Regions from separate parts of the Homo sapiens genome. Here region 2 is linked to region 1. A link is an interaction called in ENCODE POLR2A ChIA-PET data of the cell type or tissue named here. Cell type or tissue: MCF 10A. All regions are shown on one strand. Links, peaks and the distances in the headings refer to the core of each region. The heading gives the core; the rest is flanking DNA. Region 1 has its middle 54 kb from the start of PPP2CA-DT. Region 2 overlaps HSPA4 (heat shock protein family A (Hsp70) member 4).

What was found. Peaks named below come from ENCODE experiments on the same cell type or tissue, not always from the same donor. Only the 100,000 strongest peaks of a DNase experiment are listed, where the experiment ranks them.
Region 2: POLR2A ChIA-PET joins it to region 1 with 5 read pairs; 2 of 35 experiments call an interaction of 5 or more read pairs at or near these places.

Annotation. Positions count from the first base shown.
Region 1 is chr5:134,272,196-134,288,682 of GRCh38, forward strand. It overlaps a transcript of CDKL3 not described here. Among named protein-coding and RNA genes, the nearest start is that of PPP2CA-DT, 54 kb to the left of the region's middle. RefSeq lists a silencer at 12,390-12,590. In MCF 10A, for the core only: no CTCF peak of the experiment used is centred there; a DNase peak (open chromatin) is centred at 7,596.
Region 2 is chr5:133,079,678-133,087,677 of GRCh38, forward strand. It overlaps HSPA4 (heat shock protein family A (Hsp70) member 4), which reads left to right. Exons shown (of 19, transcript NM_002154.4): 8 at 7,105-7,181. Among named protein-coding and RNA genes, the nearest start is that of HSPA4, 32 kb to the left of the region's middle. In MCF 10A, for the core only: no CTCF peak of the experiment used is centred there; no DNase peak of the experiment used is centred there.

The DNA of each region.
Region 1 (16,487 bases), core at 3,554-11,553:
GGAGTCTCGCTCTTGTTGCCCAGGATGGAGGCAATGGCGTGATCTTGGCTCACTGCAACCTCCACCTCTTGGGTTCACGCAATTCTCCTGCCTCAGCCTCCCAAGCAGCTGGGATTACAGGCGCCTGCCACCACGCCCAGCTAATTTTTGTATTTTTAGTAGAGATGGGGTTTCACTATGTTGGCCAGGTTGATCTTGAACTCCTGACCTCAGGTGATCCACCCACATCGACCTCCCAAAGTACTGGGATTACAGGCGTGAGCCACCGTGCCCGGCTGTTTTTTTGTTTGTTTGTTTTTTGATTTTTTTTGTTTGTTTGTTTTATATGGAGCCTTGCTCTGTTGCACAGGCTGGAGTGCAGTGGTGCAATCTTGGTTCACTGCAACCTCCGCCTCCTTGGTTCAAGCAATTCTCCTACCTCAGCCTCCCAAGTAGCTGGGATTACAGGTGCCTGCCACCACGCCTGCCTAATTTTTGTATTTCTAGTAGAGTCAGTGTTTCGCCATATTGGCCAGGCTGGTCTCAAACTGCTGACCTCAAGTGATCCACCTGCCTCCACCTCGCAAAGTGCTGGGATTACGGGCATGAGCCACCACACCCGGCCAAGTATAGTAATTCTTTCATTGGGTGGCAGGCTTATAACACTTACATGATTGTTAGAATTTTTTAAATTTCCTTTAAAGAAGTTAGAATTTGTTTTGACAAGCCATTGAGTTACTTGCAGATCACCTTGGTCCCTAAGTGTCTTTTTTTTTTTTTTTTTTTGAGACAGAGTCTCACTCTGTTGCCCAGGCTGGAGTGCAGTGCGGCGCAATCTCAGCTCACTGCAACCTCTGCCTCCCAGATTCAAGCAATTCTCCTGCCTCAGCCTCTCAAGTAGCTGGGACTACAGGCACGTGCCACCAAGCCCAGCTAATTTTTGTATTTTTAGTAGAGACTGGGTTTCACCATGTTGGCCAGGCTGGTCTTGAACTCCTGACCTCATGATCCACCTGCCTCGGCCTCCCAAAGTGCTGAGATTACAGGCGTGAGCCACCATGCCCAGCCAAGAGTCTTGTTTTTAAGCTGTGTAAGAGCATATCTAAAAGGCCTTTTATTGTAAGATAGTTTAGCCCTACTACAAGATATGATATGGGGTCTCTACTAAATGCCCTGGCTGTTCAAAAATATCTCTACACATTAGATGGCAGAAACTTGAGTCGCTCCTAGCCCTGTGGGATCTCTGACAATTATTTTACTTATAGATCCCTGGGAGATATTCTTTGACTGGCCTTGTAAATTTCATCCTATATATGGCTTATCAGTTTGAGTACTCCAAAAAACAAATACCAAGAAGAGGGTTCTAAGAGATTATAATGTTGTAAGGAAAAATGGGAAGGGAGCCAGGGGAAGCTAGGAGAATCATATAATTGCAATGCAGGTCTGACCCTTTTGAAAGAGAAAAGAAAGGAAAGTTGAGTGGAAGACATTTAGACTGCACTGCAGTTCTGAGGAAGTTTGGAAATCTGATGGGGAATCCTCAAGCCAAAGTCTCCCATCAGAGGCATTCTGCATTTCTCAGGAATAGGCCTGCCTTCATATGCCTGAGAAAGTCATTAGCTGGGAGTTAACACATGGGAAGCATGGCCTTACTGCAAATGTGGAGATGGATTTCAGAGTGCAGCAGCTGGGCCCATTAGTCAATTATGCTCTTCACAGTTAGACACGTTACAGACACATTTTTTAGGCCACCAAATATTCACCCCTTGCATCAAACAGATATACATCTCCTCAAAATTCAGAGACAGGCTCCTCCATGATGCCTATTATCCTTTCTTCCTGGGGGGAAACTAAGAATAGAGAGAATAATGAGACAAACTACAGTCCTCATCACTGCAGTTGATCTAAGCGCTGCACCTGGTCTTTATCCTCTCCCTCCTCCAGTGATTCATTCTGAATTTCCTCACTCACAGCCATCATTTCAGCAGGTCTTGGTGCCTTACCTAGTGGTGTGATCCAAACCTCCATTCCTGGGAAATCTGAACTCTTAGTAATCATACCCTTTTCAGTCTCAGGTTGCCACACGTGTTCATTCACAGTTCCAGTGGTTCAAGGCACTCAAATGGATAATGGGTTGGACACATTTGCCACCCTTCCCCCTTCATGTAACAGTAGTCCTACTTCCTCCTGCTGATCAAGGCCAATTACCCTTCCCAGTATGGTGACTTCTTTTCTTGCCTGCTAGACCCTGGACACAAAGAATTCAAAATGCCATTGTGGAAATTGCAACTTTACGTTAAATGGAACTCTTGCTGTGTGCGACCTCTAGCAAGATTATGCCCCTTTTTGAAACCAAGAACTCCAATTCTGTCAAAGCCCAGGATTGCAGGGACGAGAAGTACAAAATCTCCCAGTTGGGACATGAATCCCCATTTTGGGAGTAATAATAAGAGGAGCCACTCCTGCTTCCATGCCCTGACTCCCAGACCCATGTGTTTTTTCCCCCTGGGGATATAATATCCTAAAAAAGTCTGCATATATATCCTGCATCCGGAAGATTGGCACATTATCTTTTCAGAATATTTCCTCTGAGCTAGCACTTCATCTGTACTTACAAAGGCTGATCCAGTGTTCTATAAGGCTGGCTGCTTTAGGATGGTACATGTGATATTGCCAATGAATCCCATGGTCATGAAACTACTCCACACCCTCTTCACTGTAAAGTGGTTGGATGCTATGTTGTGTGGAATTCCATGCCTATGAATTATTCTGTAAGCCCCAGAGAAGCTGAGAATCTTTAGGCAGGAAGTATAAGACCATACTCAGAATAAGTATCTATACCTGGTGAAGATAAAACTCTTGCTCTTTTGGGTTGAAAGAAGTCTGATATACTTGACTTGGCACCAACTAGCTGGTTGGTCTCTTCAGAGAACAGTGCTGTGTTAGGGGTTCAACATTAGTCTCTGCTGCTGTAGTTTTCAGTGTCCAAATCTTCAACCTCATTTCACCAGGCCTGTGAATGATGGTGAATGATGTGTCCTCTGGGTCCTCCCATGATTCTCTGGTTAGATGTCTGGTCTTACATTACACATCTATTCCAGCATGCCTACTTTCCTAAGCCTCTTTAACCTTTCCTGTGCCATCTGTAAGGGCAACTCAGGCCTTTCCATTTCCCTGAGTGTTAGCCACAGCATTTTCCAAGCTTCTAAAAGCCACCTCAGCAGTGAATTTGCCTTATCCCCTAAGGTCCTTGCAAGGGTGTTAAATCCCATGTCCTGAGATAGTACTCCTGAGTAAATTAATTCTTGCTTATCTATGCTTACATTCTAGTCCCCTTGATCAAACACCCTAAAAATCTAATTCCAAGGATACATCCCTGGCTCCTGCTAGTATGCTAGCTAATTCCTGCAATTCTTTTGATATAAGTCTCTTTTCTTCCCTTATCAGGCCCAGCATGTTTTCAACAAAGTTACGCTAGGATTTAGCCTAAGTTATTGACTTGGCAGCCAAAAGTTGGGGCAGCTACTGAGATGAGCACCTGCAGCATCATACAGCAAAATATTAAGTGTTAGTTCTTACAAGGGCTTACAAGCCATCTCTGCAAGCCCAGGGAGTGCAAGGGCTGCAGTGCTAGCATTCTTAGGGGCATTCGATGAGATGTCCCCATTCCATGTTTCAGGGTCCCAGGTTATCCCCACTAGGTCCTGACCTTTGTATAATAGGGCTGCTGGGCATTCAAATGTCTCATGTCTCTGAAGTTCTGCAACTCTAACAATTAGATCTTCATCCTACTGCTCACGTGTGTCTGCTCTTCCACTGCAGTACATAAGGAGCTCTTTGTAAGATGATACCACGAAACCATCTGGCTTAGCCATTAACTGCTCAAGAGCTTTCAGTTTCTGATTATCCCACTGCAAGGCATCAATACAACTCAGCAGTAACCAATTCACCCATCTTTGGAGGTAATCTCCTTCCTCCTCCAAAATCTTTCTCTGCCTGCATCATCACACCTTACACAGAACTTCCCTCTACCACATCATTTTCCAGGTTGCCACCTGTGAAATCTTTAGTTGCTGAGCTCTGGTTTATGCTAGTGTCTATCCATGTCCCACGTACCAGTCAGAATGATGTTCTCTTTGCCTGTCAGGAGGTGAGTAAGCCAGTCCCAGATCCCATCTTACTGCCTATTTTCTTGGACCATTCACTGTTGGTACCACTTGTGTTAGCTCAAGTCCCCTAAGAAACAGATGGCAAGAGATTAGATATACAAGAGATTTACTGGGAGAAATACCTGTGAGAAAACTGGGAAAGGAGCCAGGGGAATCTAGGAAAGGCATCAGACTGTAATGTATGTCTGACCTTTGTGAAGGAAAGAAAAGAAAGGTTGAGTGGAAGCAACTTACACTGCAGTGCATTTCTAAGGAAGTTTGGCGATGCCAGTGAATAATCTTTGAACCAAAATTTTGAGTTTTCCATCTTCCAAGAATGGGCTTTCCTCAGTATCCCTGTGCCTAGTCACTGACTGTAAGCAGCAGCCATGGGAAGATTCCTTAGTATGAACATGGTGATGAACAGGGCCCATAGGTCAAAATTACATTCCCTGCAGTTGGAGGTCTGAGAGGTCTATTTTCATGGCTGCCACAATTGCACAGATTAGTATTCAACCAAAGACTGGAAGGTAACCCATGCAGACTTTTGAGCACCTTCTCTACATAGCATTTCTCTTCTCTAGTACTCTGCCTTGCAAATTCTGGTCACCTTGGCCTCCCCAAGCTTCTATCCCTACCTCATCAACTCAGCAAAGCTGCCAGGCTCTCCTTGGGTTATGCCATCCTGTGCTGTGGTCCAGAAATTGCCTCTAAGCAAAAAGCCTATGTAATCATAGTGCTCACCTCATTCATTTTCCATCTATAAGGGACTATGGTCCGGGTTGGCTGTTGCCCAATGTCTAATGCATTGTTTCAGATACTTTTTTCCATTATCCTAGCTTTTACAAAGGAAGAGTAAGTATCATGCCAGTTGCTCCATCATGGACAGAAGTAAAAGCTCCTCCGTTTTCTGTGGTGTGTGTTTGTTTTAAATTTCATTATTTTTTACTTTTGTCTTATTTATTTCTCTCTGGGTTTAATTTGCTGTTCTTTTACTCACTTCTTGAGATACAAGCTTGGATCACTGATATTAACCTTCCTTCTTTTCTAGCATATGCATTTTACACATTTCCATCCAACCACTGTTTTAACTACATCTCAGAAGTTTTGATATGTCATATTTTCATTATTAGTTTCACATACTTTCTAATTTCTAATGTGATCTCTTTTTTGATTAATGGATTACTTAGAAGTGTACTGCTTAATTTCCATTTTCTAATTAGTTTTTATAATTCATTTCTACCTTAAGACTATTGTGGTCAGAGAGTACATTCTGAGTGCTTCCAATCTTCTGAAACTTTGTTGAAGCTGGCTTTACTGTCAAATTTTATAAATTCACCTGTATACTTAAAAACAGTGTATATTCTAGCTGGGCATTATGCCTCATGCCTGTAATCCCAGCACTTTGAGAGGCTGTAACGAGAGGATCACTTGAGGTGAGGAGTTCAAGACCAGCCTGGGCAACATAATAAGACCCTGTCTCTACAGAAAAATTTTTAAAAAATAACTGGGCATTGGTGGTGTGTGCTTGTAGTCCTAACTACTTGGGAGGCTGAAGTGGAAGGATTGCTTGAGCCCAGGAATTCAAGGCTACAGTGAGATGTATGATGATGCCATTGCACTCCAGTCTGGGCATCAAAGTAAGACCCTGTCTCTATAAAAAATTTTTTAAGGCCGGGCGCAGTGGCTCATGCCTGTAATCCCAGCACTTTGGGAGGCCGAGGTGGGTGGATCACATGAGGTCAGGAGTTTGAGACCAGCCTGGCCAACATGGTGAAACCCTGTCTCTACTAAAAATATGAAAAATTATCCAGGCATAGTGGTGCATGCCTATAATCCCAGCTACTCAGGAGACTGAGGCAGGAGAATCACTTGAACCTGGGAGGTGGAGGTTGCAGTGAGCCGAGGTCACGCCATTGCACTCCACCCTGGGCAATAAGAATAAAACTCCATCTCAAAAAAAAAATTTTTTTTAATATATATTCTTATCCTCAGTGCAGTGTTCTATTATGTCAACAGAGTCAAGTTTACTGTGTTATTTTGATTTTTATGTCTTTACTGATTTATCATGTGCTTGTTTTATCAACTATTGAAAGGTTGTGTTAAATCTACCTTATTAATGTTGATTTGTCTATATTCTCCTTTTAGTTCTGTCCATTTTTGCCTTATATATTTTGAAACTATGTTATTCAGTGCATATATATTTAGAATTGTTATATCTTCTTGTGAACTGGACTCTATCATTAGAAAATGTCCCTTTCTATCTCTAGTTATTCTTCTTGCCTTAAGAGCTATTCTCTCTGATAATAAACAGCAACACCAGCTTGAGTGCAGTGGTGTGATCTCAGCTCACTGCAACCTCCGCCCCCGGGTTCAAGTGATTCTCTTGCCTCAGCCTCCCAAGTAGCTGGGATTACAGGCATGCGCCACCATACCCAGCTAATTTTTGTATTTTTAGTAGAGATGGGGTTTCACCATGTTGGCCAGGCTGGTCTCCAACTCCCTATCTCAGGTGATCTCCCCACCTTGGCCTCCCAAGATGCTGGGATTACAGGGGTGGGTCATCGCACCCAGCTCCAGCTTTCTTTCAATTATTGTTTGCACACTATACTTTTTCCAACTTTTACTTTGAGCATTTCAGTGTCTTATACTTAAGATATTTTTTATATGCAGCATATAGCTGGGGTTTTTTTAACTTTTCTTTTTAGATTGGAGTCTTACTATGTTGGCCAGGCTGGCCTTGATGCCTAGCCTCAAGCAATCCTCCTGCCTCAGCCTTCTGAGTAGCTGGAATTATAGGCACATGCCACCATACCCAGGTTATAGTTAGATAATTTTTAATCCAATCTGATAATATTCATCTTCTATTTGGAGTATTTATTCTATTTGTTTTAATGTAATTACTAATACAGTTGGAATTATACTTACCATCTTTGACTTGAGTTTAATACAAATTACTATTTTAATATTTCCCTGATAATGCTAAAATCTTAGAACACTTTATCTCTATTTGCCCTCTCCTTCTTGCTTTATTGGAGTCATGAGTTTTAATTCTACATATATTTTAAGCCCTCATATTACTATGATTAATCTTTACAGTCAATATTTATTTATATTTACTCACACATTTCCCCCTTTTGTTATTCTTCATTCCCTTCAAATTTCCTGTTTCCATTTGGGACTATTTTCCTTCTGCCTTAAGAACTCTCTTCAGGCCAGGCACAATAGCTCACACCTGTAATCCCAGCACTTTGGAAAGCTGAGGTGGGAGGGTCACTTGAGGTCAGGGGTTCGAGACTAGCCTGGTCAACATTGTAAAACCCTGTATGTACCAATAATAATAATAATAATAATAATAGCTGGGTGTGGTGGCAGGTGCCTGTAATTCCAGCTACTTCGGAGGCTGAGGCATGAGAATCACTTGACCCCAGTAGGCGGAGGTTGCAATGAGCCGAGATTGCACCACTGTAGCCTGGGCAACAGAGCGTCTCAAAAACAAAACAAAACAAAACAAAAAAAAACCTCTCTTCAGCTTTTATCTTAAGGCAGATCTTCTGGCAATAAATTCTTTCTGCTTATATGTTTGCTTAGGGGGAGGTTACAGTGAGCCGAGATCATGTCATTGCACTCCAGCCCAGGCAACAAGGGTAAAACTGTCTTAAAAAGAAGAAAAGTCTGTATTTTGCCCTCATTTTTGTCACAGAATATACGATTCTAGCTTGGCAGCTATTTTCTTTCAGTACTTCAAAGGTGTCATTTCATTGTCTTCTGGATTTCATCATTTTTGTTGAGATCAGCTCCTTTAAAGGAAACATGACTTCTTGCCTTTTAGATTTTCTTTTTATATTTGAATTAAGCAGTTTCATTATGATGTGCTTAGGTGGGGTTTTCTTTCTTTTTTTTTTTTTTGAGACGGAGTCTCACTCGGTCGCCCAGGCTAGAATGCGGTGGTGCTGTCTCGGCTCACTGCAACCTCTGCCTCCCAGGTTCAAGCAATTTTCCCACCTCAGCCTCCCAAGTAGCTGGGATTACAGGTGCACGCCAGCACACCCGGCTAATTTTTTGTATTTTTAGTAGACATGGGGTCTCACCATGTTGGCTAGGCTGGTCTCACCTGGTCTCAAGTGATCTGCCCACCTCGGCCTCCCAAAGTGCTGGGGTTACAGGTGTGAGCCACCATGACCAGCCTAGGTGGGGTTTTCTTTGTATTTTTCCTGCCTGGGGTTTACAGAGCTTCTTAAATACATAAATTTTTGTCTTTCATCAGTTTGGTAGTATTTTTGGACATTCTCTTCAAATATTGCTTCTGCCTTATTTATTTATTTATTTATTTATTTTATTTATTTATTTTTGAGATAGAGTCTTGCTCTTTCACCTAGGCTGGAGCGCAGTGGCTCAATCTCAGCTCACTGCAACCTCCACCTCCCGAGTTCAAGCGATTCTTCTGCCTCAGCCTCCCGAGTAGCTGGGACTACAGACACGTGCCACCGTGCCTGGCTAACTTTTGTATTTTTAGTAGAGATGGGGTTTCACCATATTGGCCAGGCTGGTCTCGAACTCCTGACCTTGTGATCCACCTGCCTCAGCCTCCCAAAGTGCTGGAATTACAGGCGTGAGCCACCACGCCAGCGCTTCTGCCTTATTTTCTCTCTCCTCTTCTTATGGGAACCTAATTATACTTAGGTTAGATCTTTCCACTCTGTCTTGAAGGGGAAACAAACTATGTGTTCAGACTGTTCATGTCTCTGATGTTGTCACTCTAGCTGTATGAAACTACTAGAAAGTTCTGTTAGTTTCTCTGTACCGTAGTAGGGGCCCTCTTCCAGAGCTAAGTCTGAATTCTCAGTTTTTTTCTTGTTTCAAGAATCAGTCTATATTCCCCAGGAAAAAGCCACTGCAAACCATCAGCTCAACTCTCTGGAATTATCCCCTCAAATCACTATTACATCATCAGCTCTCTGCCTTTAAACAGAAATTTCTTGCATTTCACCTGGCTTTAGTGGTTCTCAGTGGATGTTTAATTTTGTTGCAAACTATCATATCTAGAAGCATAAGTATCTTACGCCATATGTTTTGAGACTGCATTTTTATTATCATTTTCTATGTATTATTTTATTATCATTTTCTATGTATTATTATATGGAAATTATTATCTAATTTCCATTATTATTTCTTCTTTGACACCTTCAGAAAGTATTTTTTAAAATTTCGTATATATGGGGCCGGGCGCAGTGGCTCACACCTGTAATCCCAGCACTTTGGGAGGCTGAGGTGGGTGGATCACCTGAGGTCAGGAGTTCGAGACCAGCCTCATCAACATGACTAACCCGTCTCTACTAAAAATACAAAAATTAGCTAGGCATCATGGTGCATGCCTGTTATCCCAGCTACTTGGGAGGCTGAAGCAGGAGAATCACTTGAATCCAGGAGGCAGAGGTTGCAGTGAGCCAAGATCATGCCACTGCACTCCAGCCTGGGCAACACAGCAAAACAGTGTCTCAAAAAAAAATCATATAGATGGGTTTATATGGGTTATTTTTCATATTGGGGCAAAGTGTTTTCTTATATATTAAATCAAACTTAAATATTGTGTTATTCAAATCCGCATCCATACTTTTTCTTTGTTTCCTTGTCAGTTACTGAAAGAGAAGTATTAAGAATATCATGCTATGATAATGGATTCTTCAAGTTCTCATGTTCACTAAATTTATGCTTTATATATTTTGGTGCAAAAACTTCTTGGCTTTTATGCCTTCTCAGTGAATTAAATAATCATATGTAGTGTCCCTCTTTATGTACAGTAAGTTTTTTGCTTTATAATTTGTTTTTCCTGATAATATAGAGCCACACTAACTTTTTTCCCTGTTTGCCTGTTATATCTTTTCTAACATATATTTTCACTATTTCTGTGTCCTAATGTATATACATGTTTTTTGAGATGGAGTCTCGCTCTGTCGCCCAGGCTGGAGTACAGTGGTTCCACAGCTCACTGCAACCTCCGCCTCCCGGGTTCAAGCAATTCTTCTGCCTCCTCTTTTTGAGGAGTAGGTTTTTTTTCTAATTCACTCTTTACTTAGGGTAACACTTTTTACAGGCTCGACTTCATGCACAGTCTCCAACATAACTTCCAAACTTGCTTACTAGGTTTATCTCCTTCCACCTGGGTGACCTGTTCAAACCAGTGCTCTAAACCACCAGTAACTTTGGGCCTTTGATGAGAGGTTTCACAATTGGAGTTTTTCAGGATATGCAGTATACATTTAATCAGATACCCACCACACATATTTCCAGAAATGAAAAAGTAGATTGCTTTTTCTTTCTTTCTTTCTTTTTTTTTTTTTGAGATGGAGTCTCGCTCTGTCACCCAGACTGGAGTGCAGTGGCACGATCTCGGCTCACTGCAACCTCCGCCTCCCGGGTTCAGTATTACTGATCATTTTTAACATTATTCCTTAATTCTTCAATAAGTCTCCAAACTACCAAGGTCATTTTGAATTTAAATTATTTGTTCCATACACATTAAGGTACATAATCATATAAAGGCACTGGGGGTTGGGTGATAACGGTTTGACAACTCTAACTTCCAAGAACTAATAGTTTTGTTGATGACACACACAAATTAAGAGGTAACTAGCATCACAAAGCAGGATGTAAAACATAGTATAAACAATGGAATATGGGAACCTAGAAAAAAAGGAGATTGCCTTTCATAGGAAGAGTCCAGGTCACGCAAGGAAGACTACATAAGCTTAAACATGAAAAATTAATACAATTTGGGAGGATCAAAATTTGTTAGAGTAAGTCAAGTAGGCCTGATGACTGAATGGCTATCAGATACATGGAAGCTGAAAAAATTAAGTTAATGCCAAGTTTCAAGCCAAGGAAAACAATAGTACTACTTTTAAAAACAAGAAAAGCTAAGAGAGAAAGATGGTTTGGGGAGAAATTAATACAGTTTAGATATGGTAAGTGTTTTAGTCTGTTTTCTCGCTGCTGATAAAGACATACCTGAGACTGGACAATTTACAAAAGAAAGAGGTTTATTGGACTTACAGTTGCACATGGCTGGGGAGGCTTCACAATCATGGTGGAAGGCAAGGAGCAGCAAGTCACATCTTACGTGGATGGCAGCATGCAAAGAGAGAGCTTGTGCAGGATAACGCCCCCTTGTAATAACCATCAGATCTCATGAGACTTATTATCACAAGAACAGCATGGAAAAAACCTGCCTCCAAGATTCAATTACCTCCCACCAAGTCCTTCCCACAACACATGGGAATTCAAGATGAGATTTGTGTGGGTACACAGCCAAACCATATCATTCCACCCCTGGCCCCTCCCAAATCTCATATCCTCACATTTCAGAATAAATCATGCCCTCCCAACAGTCCCCCAAAGTCTTAACTCATTTCAGCATTAACTCAAAAGTCTACTCAAAAGTCCACTTGCCTTATCTGAGATAAGGCAAGTCCCTTCCATCTATGAGCCTATAAAATCAAAAGCAAGTTATTTACTTCCTAGATACAATGGAGGTACAGGCATTGGATAAATACAGCCATTCTGAATGGGAGACATTGGCGAAAACAAAGGGGCTACAGGTCCCATGCAAATCCAAAATCCAGTGGAGCAGTCAATTATTAAAGCTCCAAAATGATCTCCTTTGACTTCATGTCTCACATCCAGGTCACACTAATGCAAGAGGTGGGTTCCCATGGTCATGGGAAGCTCCACCTCTATGGCTTTGCAGGGTACAGCCTCCCTCCTGGCTGCTTTCATGGGCTGGCATTGAGTGTCTGCAGCTTTTCCAGGCACACAGTGCAAGCAGTCAGTGAATAGTGGGGGAACCAGCCCCCAATATTTCAACGTAGGTTCTTTTCTATTTTCCCTAAGTGTTGGTCTGTCTGAGAAATAGAGAAAGAGTACAAAAGAGAGAAATTTTACAGCTGGGCCTCCGGGGGTGACATCACCTATTGGTAGGCTCCGTGATGCCCCCTGAGCTGCAAAACCAGCAAGCTTTTATTAGGAATTTCAAAAGGGGAGGGGGATACGAACAGGGAGTAAGTCACAAAGATCACATGCTTGAAAGGGCAATAAAAGATCACAAGGGCAGAGAGGCAGAGCAAGATTACAAGGCCAGGTGAAATTAGAATTACTGATGAGGTTCCATGTCCTGCTGGGCACACAGTGTCATTGATAAACATCTTAACAGGAAAGAGGGTTCAAGAGCAGACAACCGGTCTGACTAGAATTCGCCAGGCTGGAATTTCCTAATCCTAGCAAGCCTGAGGGCACTGCAGGAGACCAGGGCGTATTTCATCCCTTATCTTCAACTGCACAAGACAGATACTCCCAGAGCAGCCATTTTAGAGACCTCCCCCTGGGAAGGCATTCCTTTCCCAGGGTTATTCCTTGCTGGGAAAAGAATTAAGCAATATTTCTCCTATTCGCTTTCTGCAAGAAGAGAAATATGACTCTGTTCTGCCTGGCCCCACAGGCAGTCAGACCTTATGGTTATCTCCCTTGTTCCCTGAAAACCACTGTTATCCTATTCTTTTTTAGGATGCCCAGATTTCATATTGTTCAAACACACGTTTTACAAACAATTTGTGCAGTTAACGCAATCATCACAAAGTCCCGAGGCGACATACATCCTCAGCTTACGAAGATGATGGGATTAAGAGATTAAAGACAGGCATAGGAAATTATAAGAGTATTGATTGGGGAAGTGATAAATGTCCATGAAATCTTCACAATTTATGTTCTTCTGCCATGGCTTCAGCCGGTCCCTCCGTTCGGGGCCCCTGACTTCCCGTAACAAGTGAGTCTACCATTCTGGGGTCTGGAGGACAGTGGCCCTCTTCTCACAGCTCCACTAGGTGGTGCCCCAGTAGGGACTCTGTGTGGGGGCTCCAACCCCACATTTCCCTTTTGCACTACCCCAGCAGATGTTCTCCATGAGGGCCCCACCCCTGCAGCAAACTTCTTCCTGGACATCCAGGCATTTCCATACATCTTCTGAAATCTTGGCGGAGGTTCCCAAACCCCAATTCTTGACTTCTGTGCACTCACAGGCTCAACACTACAGGGAAGCTGCCAAGGCTTGGGGCTTGCTCCTCTGAAGCCACAGGCCAAGCTCTACATTGGCCCCCTTCAGCCATGGCTGGAGCAGCTGGGACACAGGGCACCAAGTCCCTTGGCTGCACACAGCATGGGGACCCTGGGCCTTTCCTCCTAGGCCTCTGGGTCTGTAATGGGAGGGGCTGCCGCAAACGTCTCTGACATGTCCTGGAGACATTTTCCCCATTGTCTTGGGGATTAACAGTCAGCTCCTCATTGCTTTTGCAAATTTCTGCAGCTGGCTTGAATTTCTCCTCAGAAAATGGGATTTTATTATCTATTGCATTGTCAGGCTGCAAATTTTCTGAACTTTTATGCTTTGCTTCCCTTATAAAACTGAATGCCTTTAATAGCATCCAAGTCACCTCTTGAATGCTTTGCTGCTTAGAAATTTCTTCCACCAGTTGGGTGCAGTGGCTCATGCCTGTAATCCCAGCACTTTGGGAGGCCAAGGCATGTGGATCACGAGGTCAAGAGATTGAGACCATCCTGGCCAACATGGTGAAACCCCGTCTCCACTAAAAATACAAAAATTAGGTGGGTGTGGTGGCACATGCCTATAGTCCCAGTTACTCAGGAGGCTGAGGCAGGAGAATCACTTGAACCCAGTAGGCACAGGTTGCAGTGAGCCAAGATCATGCCACTGCACTCCAGACTGGTTATAGAGTGAGACTGTCTCAAAAAAGAAAAAAAACAACAACAACAAAAAGAAATTTCTTCCACCAGTTACCCTAAATCACCTCTCTCAAGTTCAAAGTTCCACAATCTCTAGTGCAGGGGCAAAATGCTGCCAATCTCTTTGCTAAAACATAACAAGAGTCACCTTTGCTCCAGTTCCCAACAAGTTCCTCATCTCTATCTGAGACCACCTCAGCTTGGATTTTATTGTCCATATCATGATCAAGCTTCTGGTCAAAGCCATTCAACAAGTCTCTAGAAAGTTCCAAACTTTCCCACATTTTCCTGTCTTCTTCTGAGCTCTCCAAACTGTTCAAACCTCTGCCTGTTACCCAGTTCCAAAGTTGCTTCCACATTTTTGGGTATCTTTTCAGCAATGCCCCACTCTACTGGTACCAATTCACTGTATTGGTCTGTCTTCATGCCGCTGATAAAGACGTACCTGAGACGGGACAATTTACAAAAGAAAGAGGTTTATTAGACTTACAGTTCCACATGGCTGGGGAGGCTTCACAATCATGGTGGAAGGCAAGGAACAGCAAGTCATGTCTTACATGGATGGCAGCATGCAAAAAGAGAGGGAGCTTGTGCAGGAAAACTCCCCCTTGTAATAACCATCAGATCTCATGAGACTTACTATTATGAGAACAGCACAGGAAAGACCTGCCCCCATGATTCAATTACCTCCCACCAGGTCCCTCCTACAACACGTGGGAATTCAAGATGAGATTTGTGTGGGGACACAGCCAAACCCTATCAGTAAGGCTGAAGAAACAGCAAAATGATAAAGTGGAAACATTTAGCAAACATATAGAGACTGTAGCTTCAGGTAAATGTCTGTGGAAGAACTACAAATTTTGGAGAAATACCCTCAGAGGTGGTAGCCAAGCTATAAGAGTAACATACTTCTCTCAAGGAACAGGGAAGAGTGGAGGCCTTAAGAACTGCCAGGGAAACAGGTAGGAAGAAAAATTATCAGTAGAACAGAAAAGCACTTAGAATTAAGAAGAAAATGATGACATGTGACAAAAAAGAAGGCGCGCTTTGAGGAGGAAAAGATGATTCATAGTGTGAAATGTGACACAAAGATCAGGAAAAATAAGGATTTTTTAAAAGTCACTGAATTTGACAATTAGGTGATAACTGGTGCCCATCAAAAGCAAGTTTTTATTACTCTGGTGAAAACAGAACCCTGACTCAATTATTTAATGGATCGAATTTTAATTTTATTCTTCAAGGGGTGTTAAACACAAGAGAGTGTTCCCTATCCTTGTGACTCTATTCTGTGTTCCTTCTTCCAAAGGAAAGGTAATGAGTGCCACACAGCAGCAACCCACTGAGCAACCAGTTGTATCCCCTTTCACTTATGACAACTTCACGTGGTCAAAGGACTTAGAGCCAAGACTCCCAATCATCACATGGATGCTACCCAACAGATTTCAAGACCTAGCCAATTGATTGCCAATTCAGCTGCCCCTGCCACTGCCATTGCCATAACCTACTTGTTTGCATGAGTTTTGGTGGCTATGGAGAACCAAATAGGAGCAATCCTATCAGCAGAGGCATATTTATTGAAAGCCAATGTAGTCCCTCACTTGCACAGGCTGCACCCAAAGCCATGGAAACAGCCCTTCTAATTTTGCCTTTGAAATTTTGTGTTTCCTCCTCAAAAAGAGCCCTCATTTAAAAGTATCAGCTTCCATAAAACCTGGATCTGCCTAAATTAACCAGTAACTCATCTTCTCGACACCTTACCACAGCTATGTTTGTAACTTTACTTTTTTTTTTTTTTTTGAAATGGCGTTTCACCCTTGTTGCCCAGGCTAGAGTGCAATGGTGCAATCTCAGCTCACCACAACCTCTGCCTCCCAGGTTCAAGTGATTCTCCTGCCTCAGCCTCCCGAGTAGCTGGGATTACAGACATGTGCCACCACACCCAGCTAATTTTGTATTTTTAGTACAGATGGGGTTTCTCCATGTTGGTCAGGGTGGTCTCGAACTCCTGACCTCAGGTGATCTGCCCGCCTTGGCCTCCCAAAGTGCTGGGATTATAGGCATGAGCCACCAAGCCTGGCCTGTAACTTTACTTTTAAAACTCCACTAACACTCAAAAACTCTGAGAAAATCCAATGTAACCCCAAATGATAAAAGTTGGAAAGTGTTGAGCTAAACTTGCTTTTCTCAGGGTGGAAAAGAATTACAGTACTAGTATCTCTTTTTTGACATGGTACAACTCTAACTGGGTCTCCAGAGATTAATTTTCTTCCAAACCACAATAGCGGACACATTATACAGCTCTCTTTTAAAACTGTAAATGCCATGTTTTTTCTTGTATTTAATGAAACACTTTATGCCTGCAGAACAGATAACTCATGCCAACTTTATGTCTAAATAAATGGTGACCAGTGCACAGATACCCTAGGAGTTTCACAGGCAGTATGCAACAAGAGTAGAGGACACTTTCAGACCTAATTTATTCCCAAAGGGAATTAAGTCAGGATAAACTCAGATAACTCGCATAACAAAACTTAAAGACCATAATTCTTCATCCTTGAAGAAGACACA
Region 2 (8,000 bases), core at 1-8,000, 1.2 Mb before region 1:
CTTTTTGAGGAATCTCCAAACTATATTTCTCAGTGATTATCCCCACCAGCGCCCTACTGGGTTTCAGTTTCTCCACGTCTTTGTCAACACTTATTTTCAATTATTTGGATTATTTTGGTAGATTACTAGTAGCTTTGTGTTAATTCATCGTTTTGATGGTTGGAAGTGCATTCTCCTGCAGATTCCTAAGGGATAGCACATGTGAATAGTGTTCCTTAAGTTCCTGCATGTTGATGACAGTTTGCCATGTTTATACTTAAAAGTCACTTTAGCTGGATAGAACATTCTTAGCTTTTCTTTCCTTGTTGAGGATCTTAAATGCAGTAACAATCTATTTTCTTTTGGTGTATAATATTGCTGTCAAAGTGTGACAGCATAGTTTTTAGATATTTGTCACTTGTTCTTTTTGCTTAGATGCCCAAATGTTTTTGATTTTTTTTTTTCTTGAAAGTCCATTTGGGTGTGGTGGCTCACACCTGTAATCCTAGCACTTTGGGACGTCGAGGTGGGCGGATGGCTTGAGCTCAGGAGTTCGAGACCAGCCTGGGCAACATGGCAAAACCTCGTCTCTACTAAAAATACAAAAAAGTAGCTTGATGTGGTGGTGTTCGCTTGTAGTACCGGCTACTCGGGAGGCGGAGGTGGGAGGATCACCTGAGCTTAGTAAGTCGAGGCTGCAGCGAACCATGATCACACCACATTGCACTCCAGCCAGGGTGATGAGAGTGAGACCCTGTCTCAAAAAAAAAAAAAAAAAAAAAAAACCCAATAATTTTACTACACTATATTTTGATGTTGGTTATTTTGCATCAGTTTTTTTCCAGGTACGCAGTGTGCCTTTTCATTATATAGTTTGACATTACAAATTTAAGTTTAATTAAAATTTCTTAAGTTTTCTTGAATTATGTTTTCTAGTATTCTGTTGTAGTGCTGTGGTTTTCTCTTTTGGGAATTCCTACATAATTATGTTGGATCTTCCTTGCCTATCTTACATATATATATATTTTTTTTTAGTTTGCCTTTTTTTTGTATTTGCCATTTTTGGTCCAGTCCTTCATGGCATTTCTCTTGTGTACTGTTTAGTTTTCATTTCTGACATTTATTCTTATACTTCTAATTCTGTTCTAGGTCTTTCTAATTCTGATTTGTTCTTTCATTTCCTGTATCACTTTTATTGAGATATAATTCACATACCATAAAACCTTACTATTTTAAAGTGTACAATTCCAGGGTTGTGCAACTGTGACCACTATTTAATTCTAGAATGTTTTTATCACCCCAAAAAGAAAACTTGTACCCATTAGCATTTACTCTCCATTTCCCTCCATACCCTAGGCAATTACCAATATGTTTTCTGTCTCTATAGATTTGCCTGTTCTTTTTTTTTTGAGACAGAGTCTCAGTAGGTCACCCAGGCTGGAGTGCAGTGGTATGATCTTGGCTTGCTTCAACCTCCACCTCCCGGGTTTAAATGATTCTCATGCCTCAGCCTCCTCAGTAGCTGGAATTACAGGTGGGGGCCACCACGCCCAGCTAATTTTCGTATTTTTAGTAGAGATGGGGTTTCGCCATGTTGGCCATGCTGGTCTTGAACTGCTGACCTCGAGTCATCCACCCGCCTCTGCCTCTCAAAGTGCGGGGATTATAAGTGTGAGTCCCTCTTTTGTTTTTGTGAAATATTTTAAAAATGTGGCTTAACTTTCTGAGATGTTTTCCCTCCCTCTTTTGTGTTTACTGTGTTGTTCTGCTTAGTTTGGATTTTTTAATCAGTAGTTTTTCTTCAGTGAGTTCTTTTTTCTTTGAAGATAACTTTAGGTAGGGCCCAGTTTGCTGTGGTTCCTGAATACCTTATTTGAGGACCTTTTATACTTGTTTTGGAGGATGCCAAACCCCTGCTGATTTCAGCTGCTGTTTTCAATTTGGCTCTCTGAGTTAGGTTATTCTGGAGTTTTCAGGTCAATTATATACCCTTTTGTTTCCTTCTGTTTATTTTGTACAGAGCTGATACTAAGCAGGAATTGTAGTTGTGGGTGGTTTGTCTCTGCCTATATGTATTTTGAGGTTTGTGGGCATATTTCATTACCTAGTTTTGTTGCAGGATTGTTTAAGCCCAGGAGATGGAGGCTTCTGTGAACCATGATTGTGCCACTGCGCTCCAGCCTGGGTGACAGAGGGAAAGCCTCTCAAAAACAAAACCAAAAAAATCTGCATCAAATTATCACATCATTCAGCAGTTGTATTTCTAGATACATATTCAAGAGAAATGGAAACACATGTCCACAGAAAAACTCATATGTGAATGTTCATTGCACTACTCATAATAGACAAAAAGTGGAAACAACCCAAATGTTCATCAACTGATGAAGTGGGTAAATAAAACATGCTATGTTCATACAATGGGATATTTTTGGTACTTGAAAAAAATGTAATACAGATACATACTAAAACATGGGTGAACCTTCAAAAGTTCACGCTGCTGAAAGAAGTCACAAAAGGCCACATTTTGTATGATTCTATTTATATGAAATGCCCCGAATTGGCAAATCTATAGAGACAGAAAGTAGATTTAGTGATTGCCTAGGGCTGTGGGAGTTGAGGAAAGTAACAGTTAAGGGTGATGAAAATATTCTTTTTTAGACTGAAAATGTTTTAAAATTGATTGTGGCGATGCTTGCACAACTCTGTATATATGAAGTCACTGAATTGTATACTTTAAAAATATTTTTGTACCAAAACCTCATGCCCAAAAGTCAATAATTACATACTTTATTTTTATCTTTTTAATTTTTAAAATTTATTTCTTTTTGAAACAAGTTCTCACGTTGTCATGCAGTCTGGAGTGCAGTGGTACTATCTCCGCTCACTGCAGCCTCACTCTCTCGGGTTCTAGAGATCCTCCCACCTCAGACCCCCAAGTAGATGGGAGTATAGGTGTTCACCGACATATCTGGCCAATTTTTGTATTTTTTGTAGAGACAGGATTTTGCCATATTGCTCAGGCTGGTCTCAGATTCCTGAGCTCGGCCACCCTCCTCAGACTCCCAAAGTCCTAGGATTACAGGTGTGAGCCACCTCACCCGGACGGGAATTATATACTTTAAATGGGTGAATTCTATAGCATGTAAATTATATTGCAATAAAACTTTTTAAAAAGAAACTATCAAAAAACCTCTACTGTCCAGGCATGGTGGCTCACGCCTGTAATCCCAGCATTTTGGGAGGCTGAGGTGGGTGGATCACCTGAGTTCAGGAGTTTGAGACCAGCTGGCCAATATGGTGAAACCCCATCTCTACTAAAAATACAAAAATTAGCCGGGTGTAGTGGTGGGTGCCTGTAATCCCAACTACTCGGGAGGCTGAGGCAGGAGAATTGCTTGGACCCGGGAGGTGGAGGCTGCAGTGAGCCGAGATACTGCCACTGCACTCCAGCCTGGATGACAGAGCGAGACTCCATCTCAAAAAAATACAAAAAAAAAAAAAAAAAATTACCCGGGCTTGGTGGCGTGCACCTGCAGTCCCAGCTACTCCGGAGGCTGAGGTGGGAGAATTGCTTGAACCTGGGAGGCGGAGGTAGCAGTGAGCTGAGATCGTGCCACTGCACTCCAGCCTGGGTGACAGAATGAGACTCCATCTCAAAAAAACAAACAAACCCCTACCGCTGTTGCCATCTTCTTAACAATCTTTTCCTTTGCTTTTCACAATTTTGATTTCAGATAGTTTCAGACATGCAACAAAGTTGGAAGAATTTTACAGTAAATGTCCTCATCCCACCACTTAGAGTCTACTGATAACATTTACTGTACTTGTTTTATTATATATTTGTTCATATATCCTATAAAGCCATCAATTTTTAATTTTTTTATTATTATTATTTTTTGAGATGGAGTTTTGCTCTTGTTGCCCAGGCTGGAGTGCAATGGCATGATTTCAGCTCACCTTAACCTCCGCCTCCCGGGTTCAAGTGATTCTCCTGCCTCAGCTTCCCAAGTAGCTGGGGTTACAGGCATGCACCACCACACCCAGCTAATTTTGTATTTTTTGTAGAGATGTTGTTTCTCCGTGTTGGTCAGGCTGGTCTTGAACTCCCAGCCTCAGGTGATCCGCCCGCCTCAGTCTCCCAAAGTGCTGGGATTACAGGTGTGAGCTACTGCGTGGCCTGGCCTCAATTTTGTTTTTAGCATATCTCAAAGTAAATTGCATCTGTATACTTCTTGCAGAAACTTAAATTGCGGACATCTATAAATGTAGACTTCTCCCCAAATACTAAGGTTTGCATATTAACCAGAATTCATTGTTTTTTGGATATATTTTTATATGACATACTCAGGTTTTAAGTGCTCATTTGCTGAGTTTCAACATACACATATATCTTTGTAACTAATGCCATTATTATGAAATAGACCATTATGTTGGAATGTTTCCTCAGGCTTCCATAACCACTGATGTGCTTTTTGTATTTTTCAGTCCCTAGATTAAGTTTGCCAATTCTGTAACTTCTTGTAAGTGGAATCATGTATTATGTAGTTTTTTGTGTAAGGCATTTTTTAGTCAGCATAAAATTGAGATTCATTTGTTTGTTTCACATGCCATTTGTTGTTCTTCTGTATTGCTAACTACTGTGCCATTGTAGGTTTGTTGTTATTGATGGACAGTGACTCTTTAGCTTTTTTTTCTATTAGAAGTAAAACATTTTAAACTTGAACATGTAAGATCTCTGGTTGCTACACATCTCACCAGTATTGAGGTTAGCAATCCTTAAGTTTTGCATGCTCTGGTGGGTGCATTCTATACTTTACTATTCTTTTTTTTTGAGATGGAGTTTCACTCTTTTCGTCCAGGTTGGAGTGCAGTGTCCTGATCTCGGCTCACTGCAACCTCTGCCTTCCAGGTTCAAGCGATTCTCCTGCCTCAGCCTCCCAAATAGCTGGGATTACAGGCATGCACCACCACGCCTGGCTAATTTTGTATTTTTGGTAGAGACGGGCTTTCTCCATGTTGGTCAGGCTGGTCTCAAACTCCCGACTTGAGGTGATCCACCCGCCTCAGCCTCCCGAAGTGCTGAGTTTACAGGCATGAGCCACCGCACCCAGCCTACTATTCTTTTTTATTGAGATGTAATTTAATAAAGTTACCCACTTTTCCCTTTTTTTTGGAGAAAGGATACCTATTGCCCAGGCTGGAGTGCAATGGGTTGATCATGGCTCACTGTAGCTTCGACCTCCCAGGCCCAGGTGATCCTCCTGCCTCAGCTTCCTGGGTAGCTGAGACTACAGGTGTGCGCCACCATGCCTGGCTAATTTCTTGTATGTTTTGTAGAGATGGGGTTTTGCTGTGTTGTCCAGGCTGGTCTTGAACTCCTGGGCTCAAGCCTTAGCTTCATGATGTGTTGGGACTACAGGCGTGAGCCACTGCACCCAACTAGAAGTCACCCTTTTAACGTGTATAATTCAGCGATTTAAAAAAAAATTTTTTTTTTTTTAGTATGTTCGTAGAGCTCAGCAGCCATCATCACAACTAAATTTTAGAACGTTTTCATTACTTCTTAAACCCTAAATGAGTGAGTAATCAGGCTGTGAAAAGACATTGAGGAACCTTAAATGCATATTGCCAAGTGAAAGAAGCCAATTTGAAAAATCTGCATACTGTAGGATTCCAACTATATGACATTTTGGAAAAGGCAAAACTATGCAGACGACCGGGTGCGATGGCTCATGCCTGTAATCTCAGCACTTTGGAAGGTGAGGCAGGTGAATCACTTGAGGTCAGGAGTTCAAGACCAGCCTGACCAACATGGTGAAATCCCATCTCTACTAAAAAAAAAAAAATACAAAATTAGCCGGGCGTAGGTGGTGCATGCCTGTAATCCCAGCTTCTCAGGAGGCTGAGGCAGGAGAATTGCTTGAACCCGGAAGGTGGAGGTTGCAGTGAGCTGGGATTGCGCCACTGCACTCTAGCCTGGGCAACAAGATTGAAACTCCGTCTGAAAAAAAGCCCTGCCGCCCCCGCCCCCCAAAAAAAACTATGCAGACAATAAAACAGTCAGTTACCTGGAGTTTGGAGCAGGGAGGGATGAATAGTTGGAGCACAGGGAGGGATGAATAGTTGGAGCACAGGGAAGGATGAATAGTTGGAGCACAGTGAAATTATTCTGTATGTTACTGAAGTGGTGAATACTTACACATTGTTAAAACTCATAAAACACTAATAGGAACTATCATTTATCAGCATTGACTCATTAATTGTAACAAATGTACCATACTAATGCAAGATGTTAATAGAGGAACTGGGCTGGGAGTGAGGAGGGGATGTATGGGGATTCTTGTTATGTTCATTTCTCTGTAGACCTAAAACATCTAAAAATGTGTATTAATATAAAAGAAAGAGACATGGTTGTGCATGCCTGTAGACCCAGCTACTTGGGAGGCTAAGGTGGGAAAATCACCTGAGCCTGGGAACTCACTGCTGAGGTTGCAGTGAGAGTGAGCCAAGATCGTGCCACTGCACTCCAGTCTGGGCAATAGAGTTAGACCCTGTCTCAAAAACAAACAAACAAAAAACAAACTCTGTACTCATTAGGTGTCCTTCCCATCTCTTCTTCTTCCCTTTTGTCATTGGTAGCCGCTCGTCTCCTTTCTCTGGATATACCTATTCTGAATATTTCACATAAATTTTTGTTCTTGTTTGACTTTAACCCAGCATAATGTTTTCATGTGTTGTGATATGTATTAGTTCCTCTTATTGTATTCATTCATTTGTATCGCTTTATACAGTTGATAGGCATCTGGGTTGTTTCAGCTGCTTGTGAACGTTGATATACCAGTTTTGTGTGTGAACATGTGTTTTCTGTTCTTTTGGCTATATACCTAGAATGGAATTGCTGAATCATATGCTAACTCTCTAACGTCTTGAGGAACTGCCAAACACTTTTCCCAAGTGGCTGCACCATTTTCATTTTCTATTACCTGGGAATGTATGAAGGATCCACTGTCTCCACATTTTGCCAGCACTTGTTGTTACCTGTTTTTTATTATAGCCATCCATTCCACATAAAAGTGGCATGTGATTTAATGTACTGTGTTTTTTGTTTTGTTTTGTTTTTTATAGAGGCAAATTTCTGGAGATGTGCAATGATCTCTTAGCTAGAGTGGAGCCACCACTTCGTAGTGTTTTGGAACAAACCAGTAAGTATTTTTGTGATTGAATTTGTTTGCGTATCTCAGACTGTTTGGAAATTGTTATTTATTATCTTACTTTTGCAAGCAGTGATAGAAATTTTTATTGTATGAACTAATTCAGTGGTATATATTAAACTTTTTTTCAACCTGTATCTTCCCCCTGCCCAAAGTAATCTTTTGAAATGTCTAGGGAAATCTAATAAAAGTTTCTCCAAGAAACTGAATTCAGACTGAAAGTTGGATATAAGCCTCACAATTATTTAATGGTGGTAAAAATTGTCTTTTGCGATGCTGATATGGTAGTCTTATAAGCTTTTCTGTCAGTGAATTCTTCCCTAGCTGGATGAGAGCTACAGCAAAGTGGGAAGGTAGGATAACCACATACTTATTTAACAAGATGCTTTAATTTTGTCTCAGGCTAAAAGGTGACTGTTTGATTTAGGAATATATACTAATTTTCCTAAAATCTTTCTTTGACAAACCATTTACCTGGACTTCACTGTTGTGTTGATTGCTATTTCAGAGTGTTGGGATATACTGTCAGCTTGGCACAGGCTTTCCTCTTTAGTGATGATGGCAAATGGGCTTATTTCCACACTGGGAAAGCCCATTTCTTTAAATAGCCCTTCTCAAGAAGTTATCAATGGTTGTTAGATAAAATGTGACCAGGAAATCAGGTGATATTAAGAAGTATTTTATGAGCAATAGCAGATCCTTTGATACACACCTTCTTTCTGATACGAAGAAACTGTACCTGTAGTTTATTTTTTATTTTATTTTTATTTTTTGAGATGGGAGTCTTGCTCTGTCACCCAGGCTGGAGTG